Regions from separate parts of the Mus musculus genome. Here all the other regions are linked to region 5. A link is a loop called in an ENCODE intact Hi-C map of the cell type or tissue named here. Cell type or tissue: left cerebral cortex. All regions are shown on one strand. Region 1 has its middle 26 kb from the start of Fgfr4. Region 2 overlaps Uimc1 (ubiquitin interaction motif containing 1). Region 3 overlaps Uimc1 (ubiquitin interaction motif containing 1). Region 4 holds the start of Unc5a (unc-5 netrin receptor A). Region 5 has its middle 11 kb from the start of Tspan17. Region 6 overlaps Unc5a (unc-5 netrin receptor A).

Evidence for each region. Peaks named below come from ENCODE experiments on the same cell type or tissue, not always from the same donor. Only the 100,000 strongest peaks of a DNase experiment are listed, where the experiment ranks them.
Region 1: it touches region 5 in a loop (6-fold over the local background); 32 of 42 quality-filtered maps call a loop at or near these places.
Region 2: a loop joins it to region 5, with 7 times the contacts of the local background. A loop is called at or near these places in 32 of 42 quality-filtered maps.
Region 3: a loop joins it to region 5, with 8 times the contacts of the local background. A loop is called at or near these places in 28 of 42 quality-filtered maps.
Region 4: it touches region 5 in a loop (2.9-fold over the local background); 9 of 42 quality-filtered maps call a loop at or near these places.
Region 6: a loop joins it to region 5, with 7 times the contacts of the local background. A loop is called at or near these places in 2 of 42 quality-filtered maps.

Annotation. Positions count from the first base shown.
Region 1 is chr13:55,176,761-55,180,760 of GRCm38, forward strand. No RefSeq gene overlaps it. Among named protein-coding and RNA genes, the nearest start is that of Fgfr4, 26 kb to the left of the region's middle. In left cerebral cortex, CTCF peaks have their summits at 1,310 (motif pointing right) and 2,049 (motif pointing left); DNase peaks (open chromatin) are centred at 2,020 and 3,640.
Region 2 is chr13:55,062,845-55,066,844 of GRCm38, forward strand. The region is part of intron 7 of Uimc1 (ubiquitin interaction motif containing 1); the gene reads right to left. Among named protein-coding and RNA genes, the nearest start is that of Uimc1, 35 kb to the right of the region's middle. In left cerebral cortex, no CTCF peak of the experiment used is centred here; no DNase peak of the experiment used is centred here.
Region 3 is chr13:55,069,580-55,073,579 of GRCm38, forward strand. It overlaps Uimc1 (ubiquitin interaction motif containing 1), which reads right to left. Exons shown (of 15, transcript NM_011307.3): 7 at 143-228. Among named protein-coding and RNA genes, the nearest start is that of Uimc1, 29 kb to the right of the region's middle. In left cerebral cortex, a CTCF peak has its summit at 1,949; a DNase peak (open chromatin) is centred at 1,943.
Region 4 is chr13:54,947,116-54,951,115 of GRCm38, forward strand. It overlaps Unc5a (unc-5 netrin receptor A), which reads left to right and starts at 2,296. Exons shown (of 16, transcript NM_153131.4): 1 at 2,296-2,616. The coding sequence starts at 2,547. In left cerebral cortex, a CTCF peak has its summit at 2,041; DNase peaks (open chromatin) are centred at 1,612, 2,060, 2,784 and 3,143; H3K4me3 peaks cover 3,102 bases; H3K27ac peaks cover 2,513 bases.
Region 5 is chr13:54,798,346-54,802,345 of GRCm38, forward strand. No RefSeq gene overlaps it. Among named protein-coding and RNA genes, the nearest start is that of Tspan17, 11 kb to the left of the region's middle. In left cerebral cortex, a CTCF peak has its summit at 1,513 (motif pointing right); DNase peaks (open chromatin) are centred at 136, 590, 1,524 and 2,015; H3K27ac peaks cover 1,273 bases.
Region 6 is chr13:54,998,574-55,002,573 of GRCm38, forward strand. It overlaps Unc5a (unc-5 netrin receptor A), which reads left to right. Exons shown (of 16, transcript NM_153131.4): 8 at 763-951; 9 at 1,049-1,351; 10 at 3,893-3,980. Among named protein-coding and RNA genes, the nearest start is that of Hk3, 21 kb to the right of the region's middle. In left cerebral cortex, a CTCF peak has its summit at 2,018; DNase peaks (open chromatin) are centred at 1,156, 1,607, 2,061, 2,731 and 1 more place; H3K27ac peaks cover 1,332 bases.

The DNA.
Region 1 (4,000 bases), 380 kb after region 5:
ATTATTAATTAGTCAGATCTCATTACAGGTGGTTGTGAGCTACCATGTAGTTGTGGGATTTGAACTCAGGACCTTCAGAAGAGCAGTCATTGCTCTTAACTGCTGAGCTATCTCCTGAGTACCTTTCAGGGACTTAGGAACAGTAAGCAGGTAATGACTGGGACAGCAGTTGTATCCTCCTGGGAGGGAAATGAAAGAGGATCGGGAGTTCAAGGCCACCTACGGCTACATAAGGCCCTGACTCAGGTCAGAGGGGTGATTTACCAGAGAAAGGCATTTGTGAGCTAGCCTTATCACCTGAGTTCAATTCTCTGGGTCTCACATGGTGGAAAAAAGAATACCAACTCCCATAAATTATCATCTGACCTTTACATACACATTCATGCTCACACAAATGCATAAAGTATAATAAAAAGTTTTAATAATAATAATAATAATGATAATAATGATCCTGTCTGAAACACTGAAAAAGAAAGAAGGGGGTGTATGATGGCTTAAGCCTATATTCCCAGTAGTTTAGGAGGCTGAGACAGGAGGATTGTTGTGAGTTGGAGGGTAACCTGGACTACAAAGTGAGTTCCAGGTACAATTTTACCTCAAAACCAAACAAAAGAAGAGAAATACAAGATCAGTTATTGATGTTTCTGAGGAAGTGACCTCAGTGCCCCCAATGCCTGCGAGTACTCTCTCCACCAGACATTTTTTCAGTCACTGTGCATGCCGTGAAGATGGCCTGGTCCCTGCCCGCAGGAGTGAAGACAGATAGATAGGCTTGCTCCCCGCCCCCCAGGAGTTTCCAGTGAAATAAACAACCAAGAAAGTACTGACTATGATTAAACAGAGAACCCTGCAGGTCAACCACTTGACAATCCTGCAAGACAGATCATGATGAGCCTTCGGGAAGCGCTCCATGAGGGAATCAAACCTGAGTTGCAGGCCAGTGCCTGTCTTGAGAGAGTGGGAGGGAGACCATTCCAAAGAGAGGGAGCAGGCTCTGCAAAGGCCCAGAACATGGCAGGCAGGGACAGGGAGATCTGAGGAGCTCCAGGTCACTCATGTAGACAGAGTGAAAAAGAACAGGGCATCAGATGAAGCCCACTGTAGCAGGCCAGTGAAGAGACCAGAGAGCCCAGTGAGGTGGTTGATAGACTTAGTTATGCCTAGAGACACAGCTGGGAACTGGGACATGACTTCCTCTGGAGACAAAAGCAAGGAGCCAGAGAGTAGTTTTTGTTTGTTTGTTTGTTTGTTTGTTTTAATTTTATTTATTTAATGTATGAGTGCTCTGCTGCACATACACCTGCCTGCCTGAAGAGGGCATCAGATTCCCCCATAGATGGTTGTGAGCCACCATGTGGTTGCTGGGAATTAAATTCAGGACCTCTGGAAGAGCAGCCAGTGCTCTTAGCCACTGAGCTGCTTTTCTCACCAGCCCCAGAAAGAGCCACAACTCACTCCCTCTCCCATCCCCTGGCCTGAGGCCTAGACCTCCGGAATCCCAAGGCTCCAGCTTGGACCAGGAGTTTCCAAGTCAGGCATAAAGAACTTGCCAAAAAGGAGCCTTTAGTCACAGCACCCTTGAGGCAGAGGCAAGATCTCTATGACCGAGTAGGAGGCTCGCCTGGTCCACATAGTGAGTTCTAGGCCATCCAGGGCTACGGGCAGGGATGTGGGACAGCTCAGGACTACAGCATTTGCTCAATACTCACAGGGCAATGTGAGTGATTTAGGGGCCTGTGGGGCAGATGATGGTGAAAACAGAAAAACACACTCCAGACCCACATGTTTTGCTACGCCAAGAAAGAAAGAAAGAAAGAAAGAAAGAAAGAAAGAAAGAAAGAAAGAAAGAGAAAAAAAATGTACACAGCACCACTCTGGCTCCATCATCCTGGGCTTTGCTCCTGGTCATTTTCCTTACCCTCCCCCCACCCCCACCCCCTTTTCTTCTCCAGTCTCTGGTTTGTGAAGGCAATCAGAACAGAGTCAAGGGTGACATACTGGGGTGTTGGTGCCACCTCCTGGTAGCCACAGGAAATGCAACATCTTGTTTTGGCCTGGTTCAGAGGTGGTTTGTATTGGGATATACAATATATCCAACTTGTGGTCATCAGGACATTCTTGGAGGACAGTTTTCTTTCAACTGTTTATTTTATTTCACGTGTGTGAATGTTTCATCTGCTTGCATGTATGTGCGCTTTGCAGAAGTCGGACAGGATCATCGGATCACCTAGGGACAGGATGGAGCCCTTGGTCCCCAAGCAAGAGCAGCAAGTGTTTTTAACCACTGAACCCTCTCTCCAGACTTCCCTGGGAGACAGTTTTCTTCAGAAACAAGTTTCTAATCCATGCTTGGGGGAGGTGCTAAGCAACTGCGTCTACTCAAAACCCTCCACTGACTTCAGGATTGGGGTCCATGGCCCTTAACATGACTCAGGATTTCAGTCTGGTCCTCCTCAGCCCCAGCCCCCTGCATGGGTGCTCCCACATGGTGCCTCCAACCAGAAATTCCCTGTATCTCTGCAATAGCCATGGATGTTGTTGTGATTTGAATAGGTATGGTCCCCATAAAGTCATGTGTTTGACTGTTTGGCCTATAGGGTGTGGCACTATTAGGAGGTGTGGCCTTGTTGGAGGTGTGTCAGTGGGGGCAGGCTTTGATGTCTCCTATGCTCAAGCTACACCCAGTGTGGCACACAGTCTCCTGATTCCTGAGGAACTCTCAGCTCAGTCGGTATGCCTGTCATGTCTGCCTGGATGCTGCCATGCTTCCTACCATGATGATAATGGACTGAACCTCAGAACATGTAAGCCAGCCCCAATTAAATGTTTTCCTTTTTAAGAGTTGCCTTGGTCATGGTGTCTGTTCACAGCAGTAAAACCTTAACTAAGACAGTGGGAAAAAGTGTCTCACAGAGTGGGAACAGCAAGTGCAAAGGCCAAGGTATCTCTAAGGAGACGGGAGAAGCCAAGGACTGGAAAGAAAACTAGAGTTGCCAGAGCTGTGCCAATAGATCTCAGGGGCCTTGGCAAGGGGTTGAGTATCTGGCAAAGGGTGGAAGGTGAGGTTTTCAGCAGCAAATGTCATGATAGCGCATATGTTTGGAAAGAGTCCCACAGAGCTGCCTGGTACGAGCTGGCAGTTTAGATGGAGCTGGCAGGGGCACATGGGAGATAGAAGGTGGAGGCTTGGATTCTTGAGACCTTACTCCAAGCTGGTTCTGCCTGCATTAGGGCTCTCAATCTCTGGCTTTAGCTTTTCTGGAGCCAAGACAAGGATCAGGCCTCTGACTGACCTCCTTAGGGAGAACTTCCTCCTCCTCCTCCTCCTCCTCCTCTTCTTCCTCTTCTCCTTTATTTATTTATTTTATGAATATGAGCACATCATTGCTCTCTTCAGACTCATCAGAAGAGGGCATCAGATCCCATTACAGATGATTGTGAGCCACCACGTGGTTGCTGGGAATTGAACTCAGGACCTCTGGAAGAGCAGTCGGTACTCTTCAGCCCAGGGGAACTCTTCTTACTTGTGTGTGTTATGCCAGCTCTGGATACATTTCAGGCCTACCCCTCCAACATCCAACTTCCCAGCTTCTGGTAGGAAGCTGAGCTGTGAGACCTGCCAACCTACTTCACGGAGGAGGAAGCTTAGATGCAAAGTTGGGGAGCTAGCTACCAGAGGAAGAGGTGAGCTTTGAGCCAAGGTCTCTGTGCCCTCCCACCATCCCAGTTATAAGAACAGCCAGTTATACCCAGGCCTACCAGTTATAGGCAGGGCTCTGTCACCCTGTGTGACTCAGCATTCTCTCCTGCAAGATGGGGGCATACCAGTTTCTCACTGCTGTGACAGAAGCAAGCAAGTAGGGAAGGAATGGTTTGTTCAGGCTCATGGTGGGAGGGTACAGTCCGAGACAGCATGGCGGCAGGAGAGTGGTCATGTGGCACCCACAACCAGAAAGCATCAGAAGATGAACTCTGGTGTTTCTCACTCTCCATCTTTCTA
Region 2 (4,000 bases), 260 kb after region 5:
AGCTGCAAATGTCTGGGAATCTGATGTGTTCTTCTGACATCCAAGGGTACCAGACACAAATTTACATGCAGCTACAATACCCATACACATAAAAATAAATAAAAATTTAAAAAACAAAAGACAGAACTACACTGGGGTCTGAGGTATGGAACATCTACAAGATAGGATGCCTCAATATGATCTGCCACTAATCTTTAGTCAGGGAAGCCTCTTAAAAGCAGTTGTGGACAGCAGCAGGGCTGGACTCTAGCCAAAGGGTACAGGCAACATGAGACTGGCTTAGATTGGATCATGTTTAAGGAAAGACAACCCATCCATGCTCAGTGGTCGGGAACAGATCTCATCAACAAGAGCTATGCTGGAGTTTAATAGCTCTGAGCCTTAGGCCAGTAAGCAGATCAAACTTTACAATCACCTACCTAAATTCATTACTGTTAAGCCCAAGAACTCTCAAGTACCTGGGGTGTAATGAGAGACAAAAAGGCATCTCTCCAGTAGGGTGATTAATATACAGGGGGCCTTGAAAATACCAAGGCAGGCCTTTTGCCTGTACCAATCTCAGTGCTGATATGATTTCCACACTTCCAACCCACTCGGGAGGCACTCCTTAGATAAACAGCCACTCAAGAAGATACAATATAGGCAGGCTAAAGAGGATGTGAAACTCTGTCCAGCCCACAGAATGCAAAGCTAAGTGTATCTAACAAACCCTGACATGCAAAGAAAGAAAATGGTTGTGAAGAGCGCTCTGGAAGATAGCAATACAGACTCTGTAACAACATGAACCAAAGGAAAGCCACACCAACAGTTCACAGTCCAACCAACCCTCCTCCTGACTCCACAGGCATTATTCAAGGACCCAGAAAGAAGCTTCGGCAACAGCTCACCTTTCCCTCTCTCTGTAGTTATGTTGTTCTGTGCTTAGGTGTGACTTTTCTCCCCTACATGTTTAAAGGGACTTTACGTTTCTCATTTGTATTACTTGTGTGCATGTGTACATGCAAAGGCATAGAGATCAGAGGACAATTTTTTTCAAGTTAGAACTCTCTTTCCACCACATCGTCTGGGGAGCAGATCAGGTCATCAAGCTTGGGGAACAAGCACCTTTAGCCCTATTATCCAGGATTTTTCTTGTTTTATTTTGCTTTTTGAGATAGGATCTCTCTATGTAGGCCTAGATGTCCTAAAACTCACTATGTAGACCAGGCTGGACTCAAACTCACCAAAATCCTTCTGATTCTGTCACCCTAATAAAGTATTTTTTTTTGGAGGTGTGGGGGGTGGAATGGGTAGAAGATATTGTAGATATTTTTAAATGTTTTTACTTGTTATTTCTCTTCAAACATTTATCTAATTTTGTTTACCTTTTTTTTTTTTTTTTCCGTTTAGGGAAAACCTTTTCCCTAGTTTCTTTTCTTAAGACAGGCTTAGCGGTTAAGAACACTGACTGCTCTTCCCGAGGTCCTGAGTTCAAATCCCAGCAACCACATGGTGGCTCACAACCATCTGTAATAGGATCCAATTCCCATTTCTGGGGTATCTGAAGACAGCAACAGTGTACACCTATAGATAAAATAAAATGGTCTTTAAAAGATTAAGAAAAAAAGACTTAGTTAAAAAAAAAAAAAAAAAGCTGGGTGTGGTGGCGCACGCCTTTGATCCCAGCACTTGGGAGGCAGAGAATTTCTGAGTTCGAGGCCAGCCTGGTTTACAGAGTGAGTTCCAGGACAGCCAGGGCTACACAGAGAAACCCTGTCTTGAAAAATCAAAAAGAAAAAAAAAAAAAAAGACAAGCGCTCATTGTGCAGCTCTAACTACGGTGAACTCATTCTATTAGAGCAGGCCGGCCTCCTGGGAAGAGCTGGGATTAAAGATCTGCACCAGCAGGGCTCAGCTTTGTTTTCACTCTTTCCCCCAATGATTCCTTCTTTCCCCCTCTTTATGTCTTGAGTTTATCTTACTGACTTTTTAATGCTCTTATATTTTTATGCTTTTATTCCCCATCCTACATTTATTAAATTTTGCTCTTGAACTTTTCTGTTTAGTGATGCTTTCTTACTTTCCAGCTCTTGTCTCTCCCCTTCCCCCCAATTTTTTTCTATTTCTATTCCTTTTTATAATTTATTCATTTTATGTATATGAGTACAGTGCCACTGTCTTCAGACACACCAGAAGAGGGCATCAAATGCCCATTACAGATGGTTGTGAGCCACCATGTGGTTGCTGGGAATGAACTCAGGACCTCTGGAAGAGCAGTCAGGACTCTTAACTGCTGAGCTATCTCTCTAGCCCCTTCTTACTTCGTTTCTTCTTCTTTTCATCTATTTGACTTTGCCCCCCACTTTCCTCCCCTTCTCCAGTCTCCTTTTCTCTCACTCATTTGCTATTTCCACACCTTCTTTAAAGAGTGCTTAACTTCATACCACATTCTACAGCAGAATGGTACTTTCAGTTATATGGTTATTGGTGACTATATATTAACGAGCTGTAATTGATTTTGTGCATTTCTATCTAATACAGTTTGATATTCTTGCTGCTATAGCAGTGTCTCCTCCCGAGTGCACACTTTCAAGACTGGGCTGCTAAGTAAGAAGATCCATCTCCATAACCCCGAAGAGCTTGCCGGGCCAACACACACATAAGTCCCGACAATGAAATGCAAGAAACACACAGCCAGGACAGCACAATCCTCTCAAAGACCATAATCCTCAACTATGGAACTTAAGAACACCAAGATAAGTAAAATGTGCATGAAGCTTTCAAATATTGTCTGGTAAAAATGACTTATGATCTAACATGGCATACAAACATAGAAGAAAATTTCAGAAAGGAAATTGATTTTTTTTTTTTGAAAGGAAGAGAGGGAGCAAAGGAAAAAATAAGAAGCAAGGGAGAAGCCAGGCGTGGTGGTGCACACCTTTAATCCCAGCACTCGGGAGGCAGAGGCAGGCGGATTTCTGAGTTCGAGGTCAGCCTGGTCTACAAAGTGAGTTCCAGGACAGCCAGGGCTACACAGAGAAACCCTGTCTCCAAAAAAAAACCAAAAAAAAAAAAGAAGGGAGAAAGGGAAAGGAAGAAAAGTGAGGGAAGGAAGAAGGGAAGAAGAGAGGGAAGAAGGAAGGAAGGAATTGAAAAGTTCAATGGACAAAAATCCAAGTAGAAGTGCTGGGGAGATGGCTGAGGAGTTAGGGGCACTTACTGCTCCTTCAGAGCACTGGGTTGAGGTCTCAGCATCCACACAGCTGGAGACCATCACAGTTTCAGAGCATCGCAGGCAGACACACATACAACAAAATAACTACTGTTTTAAGTCAAGTGGAGAGCACCGCCAATAGACTTGACTAAGCAGAAGAAAGAGTATCCAGGATGGAGGACAAGTGAGTCAAATACGACATTCAATTACTAGTGAGGAACAAAAATAAATGAGCATTTCCACAGCATCTAAGACTTCTGGAATAACCAGACAAGGTGGGCTAAACCTTTAGTCTCAGCACTAAGGAGACAGAGGCAAGTGGATCTCTGTGAATATGAAGCCAGCCTGCTCTACAGTGAGTTTCAGGAGGGCCAGAGATACATGGTGAAGTAAGACCCTGTCTCAAAAAACAATCCATAGGACAAAAGACACAGATACTATGAACACTAAAAGTATAAACTATTCAATGAAACTACAGCAGAAAATTTCTCAAACCTTTTCAAAGAAATAGGTATTCTGTTTGAAGCAAGAGGCATCTGTAACATAGACATGTTCAGAGAAAAAGCTCTGTATAACATGTTGTAGTCATGAAATCAAACATACAATGCAGGACTGAGGAAACAGCTCACACATTAAAGAGCTTGGCACACAAGTCTAAGAACCAGAGTTCAGATCTACAGAAACCCACTTAAATGCTCCCGGGTGTGGGAGTGACCATAATTCCAGTCTCATAAGGTAGAAACAGGAGACCCTCAGAGCTAGCTGGCTAGCAAGACAAACCGCCACACTGGCAAGCTCTGGGTTGAA
Region 3 (4,000 bases), 270 kb after region 5:
AAATGATTTCCAATCTCAGCACATAAAGGAGAGAAGAGTTCCCTGGCCAGTTTTCCATTTATATAATCTTTCAAGAGGTTCCTCTTCCTTAACCTCATACTGTAGAAAGAGACCTGAGACCCACAGCAGCATACAGCCTCACCTTTGCGTGGTGGGCACAGAGTTGTCTCCTTCAGAACTCTTCAGACCTTCTTCAGAGGTTTCTTCAACAAACAGACCTTGGGAAGACTGGAAAGACACAGGAAACATCTGACTACACAGGAGAACGTCTGTTTCCCTTTGTTACTTATTTTGTGCATGTTTACATGGAAGCCAGAGGTCAACCCTGGATGCCCTTCCTCAGAAGCTCTAGCCGCCTCTGGTTTTTGTTTGTTTATAACAGAGTCTCGCTCTGTGAAGACCAGGCTGGCGCCCAGTTCACAGTGCTCCTCCTCTGGGATTAAAGACACACACCACCACACTAAGCCATTGCTACCTTGGGCGTCGCTGTATTTTGTTTTGTTTCACATTTATCTTTCTTTGGGGAAGGATGCACATGTCACTGGGGTACATGTGGAAGCCAAAGGACAAGTTGCAAGGGTCAGTTCTCACTTTCCACCATGTGGTTTCTGAGGATCAAATTCAGGTCCTCTTTCTTGGTGGTGACAAGCACCTTTTTTTTAAAACAGCTTCCCTCATGGACCTCACTGACTAAGCTGGATGCTTAGCCCCAAGGTATCCATCCACCTGTCTCCAACTCTCCAGCCACCACCACACCCAGCCTATTTGACATAGGTTCTAGGGATGGAATTTGCATGGCAATCAGTTCCAACTGAATGTTCTCCTCAGCCCAAGTTTCTTTCTCTAAAAATAAAAACAAAATTTAAGAGCTGGAGAGATGGTTCAGTGGTTAAGAGCGCTGACTGCTCTTCCAGAGGTCCTGAGTTCAATTCCCAGTAAGAACATGGTCACTCACAACCACTTGTAATAAGATCTGATGCTCTCTTCTGGTGTGTCTGAAGATAGCTACAGTGTACTCACATAAATAAAATTAATAAATCTTTAAAAAAAAAACGAAAAAACAAAATTTAAAAAAAAATCCAAATTATCACTTAACAGCTAATAATAAGAATAAAACAAAGGCTGGCCATAGTAGCCCATGCCTTTTATCCTAGCACTTGGGAAACAGAGGCAGATAGATACCTGGGAGCTCAAGGCTAGCCTTGTCTACATATCAAGCTCCTGGGTAGCCAGAGCTACATAAAGGGCCCTGCCTCAAAACAAAATAATAACCCAGGCATAATGGTACATTAATGCCAGCACTTGGGAGGCAGAGGCAAGCAGATTTCTGTGAGTTCAAGGCTAGTCTGCGTCTACATCACGAGTTCCATGAAGAAAGCCAGTGATGCTATCTTAAGTGAAGGAAGTACCCCAGCTATGAAGCTTCTTCCAGGAAAAGCTTCTCTGACGACGACTTGGTAACGTGTTCAGGGTTTAACATGTTAAACATGTTATCCATACCCTAAACAAGTTTGGCATCCCTCTATGGTTCTAATAAATGATGACAAATAAAGGAAGGGGAAAAGAAAGGAGAAGGTAAAAAGGAGGAAAACTGAATCTATAATCAAAAGAAAAGTTGTACAGCAGCAACAGGCCAGCAAGATGGCTCAGGGGAAAAGACACTTGCTACCAAGCCTGACAATCCAAGTTCCATCCCTGGGCCTTACATAGCAAAAGGAGAGAAATAATTCCCCATAGGTTACCTTCTGACCTAAACACACACACACACACACACACACACACACACACACACACACACACACACACACACACACACACCTCTTTCTAGAAACCCTTGCATTAAAATACAGCAACAACAAATAATACACCCAACTCTTTAAATTAAGTGATGAATTTTTTCTTTGAAACAAAACAGGAAACACTGACACCTAGCGTCCACATAACAGAATTTCGTTGACTTAGGAAACGAGAGAAGTACCAACCCCAGGTCAAGCAACTGACAGAACTGAGTCCCACAGCTGTCTTCTGACCTTCACTCATGTGTTGTTACAACCTCTCCTCCCCCCAATACATACATAAATAAATGTCTTTAAAAGTGTGTTGCTCTTTTTTTAAGTAAAATTCAAAATAACAAAGTCAATGTCAACCTCTGGCCTCCAATCTCTAACACGCATACATATTATGTGTATACACACACACACACCAAAAAAACAAAACAAAACAAAAGCATTGCACTAGACATTTTATATAAACACACTTTCATCCTTACAACTACATAAAGATGGGGCTGAAGAGATGGCTCAAAATTAAGAACACTTGCTGTTCTTGCAGAAGACCGATTCAGCTCTCCACCGATACGGCAGCTCACAACCATCCCTAACTTCCTTCTGTATATTATAAAGCATCATATAACTACAAACCCATTATTAAGTATAATTTTTAGAGTATTCTGGGTTTTTTTTTCCGAGACAGGGTTTCTCTGTGTATCCCTGGCTGTCCTGGAACTCACTTTGTAGACCAGGCTGGCCTCGAACTCAGAAATCCGCCTGCCTCTGCCACCTTTGCCCGGCTGAGTAGTCTGTTTTATTACTAAAGTTTTTATTACAATTTCTGATACTAGACCTTGAGTTTTTTAGTTTCTCTTTTTACTGTATTTGTTTGGTTTTCCTTACAATAAAGATTTATGAAGTGATAGCTCCTAAAAGTATTCCTATAGTTTTGACTTTTGTATCTTAGTAATTTTGTGTCTTTAGCAAGCCATTTAGTATCAGGTTTTTTTTTATTATATATTTTCTTTATTTACATTTCAAATGTTATCCCCTTTTCTGGTTTCCCCTCTGAAAGTCCCCTTCTCCCATTCCCTCCCCTCTTCCCCTGCTCACCAACCCACCTACTCCTGCTTCCTGGCCCTGGCATTCCCCTATACTGGGGCATAGCGTCTTCACAGGACCAAAGGCCTCTCCTTCCATTGATGCCCGACAAGGCCATCCTCTGCTACATATGCAGCTGGAGCCATGAGTCCGACCATGTGTACTCTTTGGTTGGTGTTTTGGTTCCCTGGGAGCTCTGGGGGTACTGATTAGTTCATATTGTTGTTCATCTTATGGGGCTGCAAACCCCTTTTAGTATCAATTTTTACATCTATAAAATGGGAAATAACAATTCCTATTTCTAAATAATTTAAAGAAAGGTAGAGAAACAAGATATACAATGTCCATACATAATACTATCTAGCCATATTAGAAATAGACTAAGACAGAAATTTAAATGTCCCCAAAAGGAGACTGGGTTCATTAGAAAAAGTCACCAGAAGCAAAATTAGAAATATACCATGATGAGAAAGAATAAACTGGGAAACTGTCTTAACTTATATCACAGATTATCTCCGCTAGGATTGTCATGGTGGAGGAAGGAAGCTGACCCTGCAAGTTGTCTTCTGACCTTGCATACTATGGCATTTGTGCACACAGGACACACACACACACACACACACACACACACACAAAGGAGGGAAGAAAGAAAGAGAGAGGAAGGAAGGAAGCAAGGAAGGAAGGAAGGAAGGAAGGAAGGAAAACTATATAGAGATTTTTTTCATCTCTATATCAGGAAATGTCATTCAGTCTGAATATATCATGCTGGTGCAGGTTTGGGGCGCTAGCATTCATATACCTGATGGGAATGCAAATGTTTGATTTTCTATAGATGACAATTCAGTAATAGTTAACAAAACTGTAATGTATACAGTCTCTAATCCTTGTACCTATAAGAAATTATTCTACAACTATTCAAGGTACTAATACAGGACTACTTGGCATAGAAAAATATGAGACAACTTACATGCTCACCAGCCAGCTACTGAATGTTATGATTTATCCAATACCAGTATATCCCATATCTCCAAATAAAGCATGGTGTGTGTGTGTGTGTGTCTATTAAACTGAATATTGTTATAGAATGATCTCAGAATTACTAAACAAAAAAGAACAAAAGAATGTATACA
Region 4 (4,000 bases), 150 kb after region 5:
TCTAGTCTAGATGGAAAGAGAGGGGCTAAGAACTGAGAAGAGAAGAGATTCCCCAATTCTAACCCCAAAGAAGCTTTAGGAGGAAGAAATGTATGGATCACGGGCCCAGAAATCAAACCTCCTGGGGCCCCTCTCAGCCAGCTTCGCAGTTCTGGGATAAGGCTGGTCCTTGCCTAACTCTCAGCTGCCTCATCTGTGTAAAGTGGAAATGTTGACTTAACGGGGTTTCATGTACTGCTTAGAGCAAACTACAGATGTAGGCAAGGGCATAGTACTATCCAATAAACACATTGTTACTTCCTCATGTACACCATGCCCTAATCGACAACGGCCTCCCTTCAGTGTCCAAACCCCAAGCCTTCAACATTTCTTCCACACTGTGAACCCAAATTCAGATCCAGGAGAGCACTGTAGGGGTATTAATAGAATACAGGAGAATAGCCTGGGCATACAACAACTGCTCTCACACACACACCACACACACTCACACCACATACAAAACATACACATACACACACACACACACACACTGGAGCAGCCTGTAGATCAGCTCTACTCTCTAATGTGTTTGTCTAAAAAGCTGAAGTTGGGGAGTATGATCATCTGGGTAAAAGAGGTTATAAATACACACATGTATTAAAAATCAATTTTAGGGCCACCAAGATGCCTCAGTGAATAATGGGGTTTGCTATCAAGCCTTACAACCTGGCTTTCATCCCCGAATCTCACATAAGGAGAGAAATGACAAGCTGTTTTCTGACTTCCACACAGGCACTATGCAACGCACTCACATGCACACGCACACACACGTGCACACACACACACATCTTTAAAAAAATTATTTTCCCAGACAACAGCTTCTATTGAAAATTGGTAAACAAAACCAATTGGCTCCTCCCCTCCCAACAGGCACCTAGAACAAGAGAGCCATTTCGATATGACCCTGTGCCCTGTCTCCCTGCCTGTCTGGCCCTGAGGCCCAAAATCTGTACATTCACATCTGGAGCTTTGGTTGTGAATAGAAACACACACACACACACACACACATATACATATGCAGATATACACATATACAAGAGAGCAGAATAAAGCAAAACATTTTTCATAACCTTCTCTATAAAAAGTGGGAAACAAAAGACAGACCGAGAGAGGGCCTCGTGTCTCAAGAAATATAGGAGAGCTCATATCTCTTTGTGGAAGCCAAGACCATTCTTATATCATCTGGCCTGCAGCACCAATTTATATTATCGATCGGCGCTGGAGGCGTTTGAGTGTGTGACCGTCTTCACCCTTCTCATTCTCCTCCTGGCCAGAAGTGGGACCCTCTCTTTCAGATCCCTCGCCCTGTGCACACCGAGAGCGTTTATTTTCCTTCTCTAGGGCAGCCTTCTGTTTATTTTAACCAGCTTAGGGAATGGGGGTGGGGAATAGGAGATCCTCCAGCGGTCATTCTGCTGGGATCCAGAGACGCCCCGTGACTTGCCCAAGGTCACAGAGCCAGAAGAATGTGACACTTCTATTCTACCCCAGGAGTTTGTAGCTCCCAAAACCCTTCTGGTTCCTGCATCACGCCCACGTCTCCAGCGCCGCGCGCGCTCGGGGCGCAAACAACACGACGCTCCTTACAGGCTGCGCTGCGCCCTAAGGTTGTTTCCTTTGGGCCAGCGGCGTGGAGGGATTAAGAAAGCCTGGGGCCACGCTGCTACGCTTGCCCCTGAAGCCCACCAGGCTGTCTTGGGGAGGCGGATGGTGAGACGGTGGGGGCCTGGCGGCTCCTGCGCGCCGGCTGGGCCCCGGGACCTCTCCTGCAGTCCCCCATCCAAGCCGCCCGCCAGCTGCCTACCACGGCGCGCTGACGATCTCGGAGCGCAGCCCGGAGGCAGGGGTGCAAGCAGGGACTGCAGCGGAACCTGCCTGGGGCACTCCAGAGTCGAGCTGCTCTCCGCAGGCTGGCGCTGCGCCGGGGTCGCCGCAGCCCGGGGCCCCTCCCGGGCCACCTGTGCGCCGACTGGCGGACCAGGGTGATGCCAGATCCGGAAAAGCAATCCACTCCGGGATCCAGAGTCCTGTCTCTGTCCCTGGAGACTGAGAGGGGTGGTGGGAGGCCTCCCCGCCCACTACCCCAGCTCCTCCCTGGGGGAGCCTCAGGCGTTGCCCGAAGGGATCCCCGGTGCAGGGGGTGGCCCGCGCTCGCAGCGCCGCCCGGCCCCTCCTCCCCCGCCCCGCCCCGCCTCCGCCCCGCTCCGCCGCTCCAGTCCGGATTTTGCGGCGCCCGCCGGCCCGCTCCCCGGCTGCGGGCTCCGCGCGGCGGCTGGCTCGGTGCGCGGCGCGGCTGGCGCTGCGCTCCGCCCCGGCTGCATTGCTGCGCTCCGGGTGCCCAGGGGAGCCACGCGCCGCGTGCGCCCCGCAGCCGGCCGCCCGGAGGCAGCGCTGTCCTCTGGCATGGGCCCCGGGGGCGCCCCGAGGTGGGGCTCTCGGCTGAGGCGCTGACAGCCTCTCTCCCGCCCGCGGGGCCCCTAGTCCAGCCCGCTCGTCCGCCCGCGGCCATGGCCGTCCGGCCCGGCCTGTGGCCAGCGCTCCTGGGCATAGTCCTCACTGCCTGGCTTCGTGGTTCGGGTGAGTCACGCCGCGCGCGCTCTGGGGAGGCTTGCGGGGGACCGTGCGCGCGAACGCTTAGCTCTGGGGAGGAGGTGGCCGTGACCTGCGCGGCCGACCCGTCTGGGAGCCCCCGGAGGCCAAACTTTGCTGGGCAGGACGCGGGGGCCGCCACTCGCTGCTGCGCAGCTTCCTGGTGCGCTCTCCCGGAAGCCTTGCTTCTGCCAAGTCCAGAACAGCTGTCAGCGCACGGGGCTGGCGAGTGTAGACGCCCCACGCCTCCGGGTGGGGGAAGTTTTTGCTGGTTTCACGGGCCCGGGAGAATGATGGGGGGGGGGGGGGAGCGCGACGGCAGTTTGAAATAATCCAGGAAAGACAAAAAGACAAGACTTGAAGGACTCAAGGCCATATGCTAGTGCTCAGAAAATGGGGTGTGTGTGTGGGGGGGGGGGGGGGTAAGACAGCTCTTCCAGGTAGGACTGCCCCAAACAGCCACTCACAATTTCTAGCTTGGCACCTGGCCTGTGCCCACGTCTAGAACATAGTGTCCTCCTCTGTCCCCACCACACACAGGCTTGCACACGCACACACTCAGGCGTGGAGGCATCCAACAGCCCTCAGCTCTTGCAGCCGGTAGTCAAAGCACTGGGGCCCCTGTGGTGGCCTGTGGTTCCTGGCCTCGCTGCTGGAGGTGGGAGGGGGGAAGAGGAGGGCGAAGGGGAGTTGTTTGCTGTTGGCTGTTGGTTGGCGGGCTCTGAGAACCTCTCAGAAACTCCACAGCCCTGCAGTCTCCCCGCGTGTCTTGTTGGCCACCCTAACCAGCCCCTTCATAACCTAGCCTTTTAGCCCACCTCCTTGCGTGAGAGGCCTGGGGGGGGGGGGAGGTTTTGTCTAATCTCCCAAAGCCCGCACCTAGACCGAGCTGTGGGGGTCCCTAATCTCCTGGCCCCTAAGGATTTGGCAGTGCTGAGCTTCTGGGTATTGGGAAGGGTGCCTGAGCAATTCTTGGTGCTTGATGCCCCCAGAGCCTGCTTCCCGGGAGGTGATCCCTAGGCTGGCAAGGCCAGTTTCTCCTAAGGGTGTGGATTTCTGAACTGCCAATCTAGAAAGACGAGAGCTCCGTCAAGGACCAGATGATTAAGGTCGATGGCTGGTTCCTTGAAGAGTCTCTGCGTACTGCATCCTTCACCCACCACTGCCTCGACTGCCCTCCCCATCCTGCCCCTTAAGTCCTCTACCTCGTCCCCCCTGCTCTGCCTCCTTCCCCTGTCAATGCACCCTAAATCCTCACTTTAACCAGCCCTTCTTCCTAATGGCCTCCCCTTTTAATCCTGACGAACCCTCAGATTGGGCTGCCTGCTGTTGGCTGTGTATTCATGTTGTATATGTTAGCTTTAGGGGTGTG
Region 5 (4,000 bases):
CACCCCCTTGTGCTGGAGTTTGGCGCGTTACACACATCTTCTTGATAGGTTCTGGTGGAACCTGTATACTGAACTAGCAACCAATGAAGGGTGTCAAGCCATTGTTGTTCCCTAAAGTGAGATCAGAATCTGTCTTAGGTGCTAGTGACACAGGAGAGAGAAAGACGAAGTCCCCACCCTGTGCTGTCTCCTCATGGTGGAGACAGATGGCGAGGAAGCAAGAGTTTCTGTGGGTGATATGTACTATAGAGAGGATGAGTGACAGCTGGAGGTGCTGGGAGAAGGTTGGGAAGGGCACCATCTCCCAGGGACCGGGATGTAGGCTTCAGCATCAGCTTTGGTAGGCTCTCCAAAGCCGTGGTGGACTTGGTGAGGGAGAACTGGAATGGCTATAAAGGTGGGAGTGGGTGAAGAGCAGGGAGCAAGGACACAGGATGTGAAGGTGCCACCACATTGATGCTATGGTGTAGGAGTGGGGACCTGGACCAGACCCCTATGAGTTCTCCAGTTTCCCACCCACTCCTTCGTGTCATCTGTCCACATCCCCCACTTGCCCGCTGCTGCTTATCATAAACACAGCACCACCCACACGGAGGCCCGAGCCAGAGCCTGGGGTTTCTAAGGCAGAGGCAGGCAGGGAGCAGTCGATAGTATGGTGAGGATGTGCTGAGAGGCACGCGATTATCACTCTGTCAACGTCAGAGTCATCTTGCTCCGACAAGATGCCTGGGAAAAATCAAGGGAGGAAAAGGCTCTCTTGGCTCACGGTTTCACAGGATCTGGTTCACTGCTGCTCTGCTCCAGCCTCTGGGCCTGTAGTGAGGTGGAACACGGTGCTAGGGAGGGCGTGGTAGAACAGACAGAATAAGGTCAGGGGTCTGGGACAAGGCATAGCTGCCAGAGACAAGCCCTAGGCCCACTCCCTCTAGCTACTCCCCCCCACCCCCCATCATATCTCATCAAGTTCTGAAGCCATCAATGGTTAATCCGTCAATGAGGCCAGAACCCTCATGAGCCTGTCATTTTTCAGAGGTCTCAGCTCTGTACACTCCTCCACAAGAACGAAGCTTTCGTTCGAACGCAGGAGCCTTTGGGAGGCCAGTTCAGATCTAAACCATAAACCACTTCTTGGTTACTCTGGGGTTGACTAGAGATCCACCTCCCATGACAGTCCATGGAGGAGCATTCTCTGTACCATATGGTCCTCACCCACAGAGGTGCCTTCCCGGGTATGCAGAAAACACAAGGGAACAGGCAGGGCTTGCATCGTGCAACCCCCTCAGGATCCACAAGGAGCAAGGCCACCTTCCTACTCTATCAGTGTGCCAAGCTGGATGTCCTGCAGAGACCTGGGGCAGGTAGCTAGTATCTTGCTTTGATTCCTGATTACCCTTGGGGAGGATGTGAGGGGGACCTTGGAGGGGCGGTACCCAAGCTGACAAAGTCCTACATTTCTGGTAAGTTAACCAAAGGATTGAAGGAAGGTTCCTTGATGGCCGTCTCTCCAAATGACCACCAGAGGGCAGCAAAGTGCAACGCATGCAGCCTAGCCCATCAACCCGGAGCTGGTGACAAGGAATCCCTTCGAAAATGCCAGGTTTGTCAATATTTCAGAAACATAAAGGCTCACCCTACTGTTGCCAAGTTCAGGCTTTGCCACCCTCTTCATGATCTCCTCCAGGGACTTGGAGGAACGGAAACTCCCAGGGACGACTCTGCTAGCGATCGGGGAGACTGTAGAGTGATATCTGCCAGACAGAGCTGGAGAATGTGACAGTAATGGTGTGTGTGTGTGTGTGTGTGTGTGTTTCACATTCTTTAGTGGGCTGAAGCAACAGACTCTACATGCACCTCTATTTGTTCAGATAGGTTTGCTAAGCACCTACTGTGTGCTGGCAGTGTTCTCAGCACTTGGAATACAAAAGGAAAGAGACACCCTACATTCCCATGGAGATGTCCAGACCTGAGGTCAGCTGACTTCTTCCTCAAGGAGCCAAATAGCCTGAGCCAGAGTCACAGAACCACAAAGGTGCTCGGTTCTGCCTTCATGACAGAAAGCAGCTCAAGGCGGGGTGTAAACAAGTATCCATGGCTGGGTTCCAAGGACATGATCTGCCGACGCAGAAACTGGAATTTGATCTAAGTTTCAGCTGTCATAAATCTTTGGCTTTCTTTTTGATTTCTTCCCCATTAAAACAGAAAATTATCTTTAGCTCTGGAGTTTGGTCAAAACAGGCTACAGATTGGATTTGCTTCACAGGCTGGGATTTTTCTGTCCCTTGGTCTGAGGATGTGGACAAAGCATTGCCACCAGGAACCAAACTGTGGGGGCCACCGATGCAGCTGCTGGGTGGGAGGGAAGGGCCAGCCTCAGCAAGTGGGAATGCAAGACCAGCCTCGGTACTTACAGAGTACGCATGAAGCCTTGGGTTTCCTCCCCAGCACCAATAAAGACGTGGAGTGGTCAGACGTGGAGTGGTCAGACGTGGAGTGGTCAGACGTGTCAGCAGGCCTCAGCGTGAAGGCGAGATGTAGTGAAGACTTTACTTTTGATCGCACAGGTAAAATGGGGACTCACTTTAGCTAAAACAACAACAACAACAAACAGCCTGATGAGTCGAAAGTCTCTTTAGGTTGCCCTCTGTTCTCCAGCCCCACATCCTGAAGGCTGTGCATTCCTCCCACAGCAGTCTCAAAATAACCATAGTGCTCAAGTCCCCTGTATCAAATGGTGGTATCTGCATCCACCCTACAGGTGTTCTTTGATTCTTTCTTTTCTTTGTAAGTGTGTCTGGGTGTTTTGCCTGAGCGTATGTATGTGCCTAGTACCTGCAGAGGCCAGAATAAGGTGTCAGATCCTTTTGATACTGGATTTGCAGCGGGTTGTGAGTGATCACGTGAGTGCTGGGAATTGAACCCAGGTTCCTACAAGAGCAGCCAACGCTCTCATTTTAGTTTAGTTTAACTGCGACATGAAGGCATAACATTGCATACATTAGTGGAATACCATGTAATGTTTAAAATGTTTTTATTAGATTTTCAATTTTTTATGTGACTATTTTCTCTCTCTCTCTGTCTCTCTCTCTCTGTCTCTCTCTCTGTCTCTCTCTCTCTCTCTCTGTGTGTGTGTGTGTGTGTCTGTGCACTGTGTACGCACTTGCTGTCTGTGGTAGTCAGAGGAGAGCATTGGCTCTCCTGGAACCGCAGTGATGGAGAGTTGTGCTGGGTCCTCTGCAAAACCAGCCAGTGCTCTTGGCCCACTCAGCCATCTCTCGGCCCCCACAGTGTGTTGATACGTGTGTATGTTACACTTGCTTGATAATTAAGTATTAGTATGCTTATTTCTTTAAACGATCCTCATTTCATTGTGCTGAAAATTTCAAAGTCCTTTTAGCTAAGTTTAAAAAGGATTCATTAGTGTGTGTGTGTGTGTGTGTGTGTGTGTGCGCGCACCTCTGAGTGCCCACAAGGACCAGAAGAGAGTAGCAGACCCTCTAGAGTGGAGTTATGGGTGGTGACATGCCCAGCGCAGATGCTGGGACCTGAACTCAAGTCCTCTGGAAAAGCAGAGTGAGGGCTCTGTTATTGGCACGAAATGGGGGAAGAAAGGATTTCTTTGGCTCATGGTGCACACTCCATCATTAAGGGAAGCCAAGGCAGGAACCTGGAGGCAGGACTGAAGCACAGACCACAGAGAGATGCTGCTTCTTGGCTTGTTATGACTTGCTCAGTCTATTGGTACCCCCTTTCCCCTTCCCGTTCTCCTTCCCTTTCTTCCTCCTTCCCTCCTTCTCCCTCCCTCCCTCCCTTCCCCTTTTCCTTTCTTTTTTGAGACAGAGTTTCTTTGTATAGCCCTGGCTAGGACTCATTCTGTAGACCAGGCTGGTCTCCAATTAAGAGCTCTGCCTGCCTCTGCCTCCTGAATGCTAGGATTAAAGGTGTGCGCCATCACTACCTGGGTGCCTATTTTCCTAGTACAGTCCAGGACCACCTGCCTAAG
Region 6 (4,000 bases), 200 kb after region 5:
GGCTGGTGGTATACACAAGGGCTCACACTGTCCTGGAAACACCTGAGAAACTGACCACCCATGTATCTGCCTATTTTCTATTTCTATAATGAACTAGCAAAAGAAATTTATTAGTTTTAGAGGCTCAAATTCCAAATAGCGTGATGCTGGCTCTGGTAAATGTGCCTTCTACCCCAAGCCACATTTCTTGGTGGCAGATAGCACCATGTCAGTACTGTAGACAAGAGAGAGATCACGTGTCAGGAAGAGAAAAAGACAGACACAGAGACAGGTAGACACGGAAAGATGGACAGCCCCATGGTCTAAGAGCAGCACTCATAATGATGTAATGCCTCCCCACTGGGGCCCACCTCCTAAAAGGCCCCACTGCTGCTCATATTGCCACAATGGGGACCACACCTGTCAATATGAATCCTTAGGCAGGCATGTGCAAACTATAGCACCATACTTAGGGTCTCTCAGGAGTTCACCTTGCCCCAGACACCCTGACCCCCAGCCTAGGAGCCAAGGATATACCACCACTCACCCCGGTGAAGTAGCTCTTCCCCTGCTCCACTCTGCCTGTGAGGGTGTGACTTGCTCAATCCCAAGCAAGGTTGTGGTGGGTATAGAACTAGGATGTACCCACCAATACCACGCTCCCTGCCACGTGCCCACTGCCCAGGGGGTGCTGAGATCCTATTCTCCTGGGGATAAACCATGGGCCTCTCCTCTGAAGCCTCTACATCCCTGCCATTCTCAAGACCACACTTTCTCTTGCAGCCTCTTCCGGCCCCGAGGACGTGGCTCTCTACATCGGCCTCGTCGCCGTGGCCGTGTGCCTCATCTTGCTGCTGCTGGTCCTCGTCCTCATCTACTGCCGCAAGAAGGAAGGACTGGACTCAGACGTGGCTGACTCATCCATCCTTACCTCAGGCTTCCAGCCTGTCAGCATCAAGCCCAGCAAAGCAGGTGAGGTGCCACCTACCCCTGCTCTCCTGCCTGAGCACCCCCAAGGCAAGGGCTGTTGATGGGGGAGTCGCTACCTGAATCCATCTTTATCCTGTAGACAATCCCCATCTGCTCACCATCCAACCGGACCTCAGCACCACCACGACCACCTACCAGGGCAGCCTGTGTCCCCGGCAGGATGGACCCAGCCCCAAGTTCCAGCTCTCTAATGGTCACCTGCTCAGCCCACTGGGCAGTGGCCGCCATACGCTGCACCACAGCTCCCCCACCTCTGAGGCTGAGGACTTCGTCTCCCGCCTCTCCACCCAAAACTACTTTCGTTCTCTGCCCCGCGGTACCAGCAACATGGCCTATGGGACCTTCAACTTCCTCGGGGGCCGGCTGATGATCCCTAACACAGGTAGGCCCCTAGAACTCCCCAGAGAACATGAGAGGTAAGACTAGTCTTGTCATCTTTTCGTCCCAGAGTGCACCAGCCTCGTGCAGAGTGGCCCAGTCTGGCCAGTATAGGAAAGGATGCAGTTGGCGCTATAGCAAAGCTGTGGAAAGGGTCTCCTTGTTGCTTGTGGACACGAAAGGATTGTATGTTCATTTATCACACAGTCAGCCTTACATGTTGATAGGTGCTGCATCGGGCCCTAACACCAGACCCCAGAGGCTCACAAAACAAGACAGCAGAGCACCCCTTAGAACCTGCCCCCTCCCAGCGTCCTCCATCTCATCCACCACTCCACAGAAGTGCCTCAGACAGGGTCCCTGAGACCTCTTGTTAGAAGATCCACAGACCCTCCAAAGGCCATCTTTGGAGAAATCTCTGCAACCTCTGACAAGGCTGACCACCCCACTCTGACATTCTCTGTTCCCTCTCCTTAGGTGACCCCACATACTCCTGTTCTTGCCCATCCCTGGCTGTTCCGGTATAGGCGTTCCTCAGGGATACCCCTCCCCAACCCACCCCCACTTCCGCCCGTGCCATTTCTGAGTGATCTCACCTACTCCTCCATCCCAGCCCCCAGTTCTTGCAGAGCATTGGAACTCTGCATTCAGCTGCCTCTTGGACAGCTCCATCTGCCTGTCTCACAGCACCTCGGAGTCTTTGTGCCGAAAACAGAACCGTCTCCCACCCTTTCTCTCAGCTACCTCCTCCCTGGCTTTCCCCGGCTCACGGTTGGCACAGTGTCATTGCTTAAGCTAGAAACTGGCCTGGGGTCACCTTGGGCTCCTGCTCTTTCTATTCCCACCCCCTCGCTATAAGTCAGCTGTATCACATGATGTTGCATGCTCCCCCTTCCCAATAGCTCCTGTCTCCTCCTGCTCCTCATCCTGCCCTGGTGCGTCACCACACCCAGGCTAGCACCTCCCTTACCTCAACCGCGGCATCTACACATTTACTGAATGAATCTAGAGTTGATTATGCCCCCTCCCCACTCAATCCCTTCTAAGGTTCCCAGTTGCTCTCTACAGAGCCCCAGTGACAAGGCTAATGCAACCCACCCACTGCTGGCTAGCCGCTGTGTGCTTTTCCCTCCTATATGCAGTTCTGTATGTGACAGCCCCTACAGACCTTTGGCACCTGAACACATGACACTGTCCCTGGCTCATAAGTAATGGTCTTTCTACCTTTCCTCCTGGCTCATCTGTTGTTGCTGCCTGTGCCTCATACACCCCTCAGGACAGGGCATGAGAAATTCTCATAGCTCAGTGAAGTGAGCTGGTCCCTGTTAGCTGTAACAAAAAGGCAGACAGATGGTGGGTATTCCGTGGCCCCTGCAGTGTGCCCACCCCTGTGTCCCTCTCTGTTGTCTAGTTGCCTCTCTCCTTGCTGGACTGAGAAAGCTAGCGCCCTTTTTCCTCTTAGCTTTCTGAGTGGCCAGCATGAGTATTCAATCTTGAATACTACTCTCCAGCAGGCATTCACACCAGGAGGTGTGTGACTGCCCCCGACTCCAGGCAGCATCAGGTTCTACGGTCAGCACAGGTTAGTGAAGGAAGCAAAAGATTCGAGCACATGGGTTCGAGCTGTCTGTGAGACAGCTCGGTGGTAAGACCCATCACTCGGTGGTAAGACACGGACAGGTACACATCGTAGAGCACACTTAAACCACTCGACAGCTTCAGTGTCGGGAGGCTGTGTGACCCTATGGAACCATCACTGTGAGTTTGTAGAATATAAGTGTCCTTACATAGCCCTTGAACAGCCTGAGAGTCCAGCCCAGCAAACAGTGGAGCTATCTGCTGTTTTAGGGGCAAAGTCACAGAATGTCTCCCCTTTTCCTGCCCTCAGAGCAGGACCTCAATGCTGCTCTCCGTGATGTCTCAGCCCTGCCCTTGCTGTCTCCACTACAAAACTCCCCTTCCTCCACACACTGATACCACTCCTGGGGCAGAGGCGCATCAACAGACCAGGAGGACATTGGAGCCGTAGATCTTGGCCCTTGAGGGCTATTATAGACCTGCCCCCCATCCCCGCAAGGATGGAGACAATGACAGGAAGAGACCAGTTCTTAGAGGGGACAGGACTAAGGGGGGAGGAGCTTGAGCAAGACCAAAGGCCCCTGTTCTGGAACCGCTGAACGTAGCAAAGTTGGGCAGAGGGACCGACTGCTGGGATGACAGTCAAGAGCCTTCCATGGCAGGCCTGGAAGATGGGGAAGGTTTTAAGCAGAAAGTACCCTGGTCCCAAAGAACGGAACAGGATGTAGGACGCACTTCCTTGGTGTCTTCTTGCCCTACTTTAGCTTCTAGCTGGGTTGCCTCAGATGTTCTTGGAGTCTCCCTGACTCAGAGTCGTGCCTATGTGGGTGGTGGACAGTATGGCAGTCCTTGAAACACCTCTGTCCCCAGACAAGGGCGTCTGAAGAGGAAACTCGTGGGTCTGGCTAGTTCCTGGGTAGTTATTGGGTATCTGTAGCCACAAGCCGTGACCCCTCTGCTTTTACAGGAATCAGCCTCCTCATACCCCCGGACGCCATCCCCCGAGGAAAGATCTACGAGATCTACCTCACTCTGCACAAGCCAGAAGACGTGAGGTGTGTGCCCTGCCTGCTGT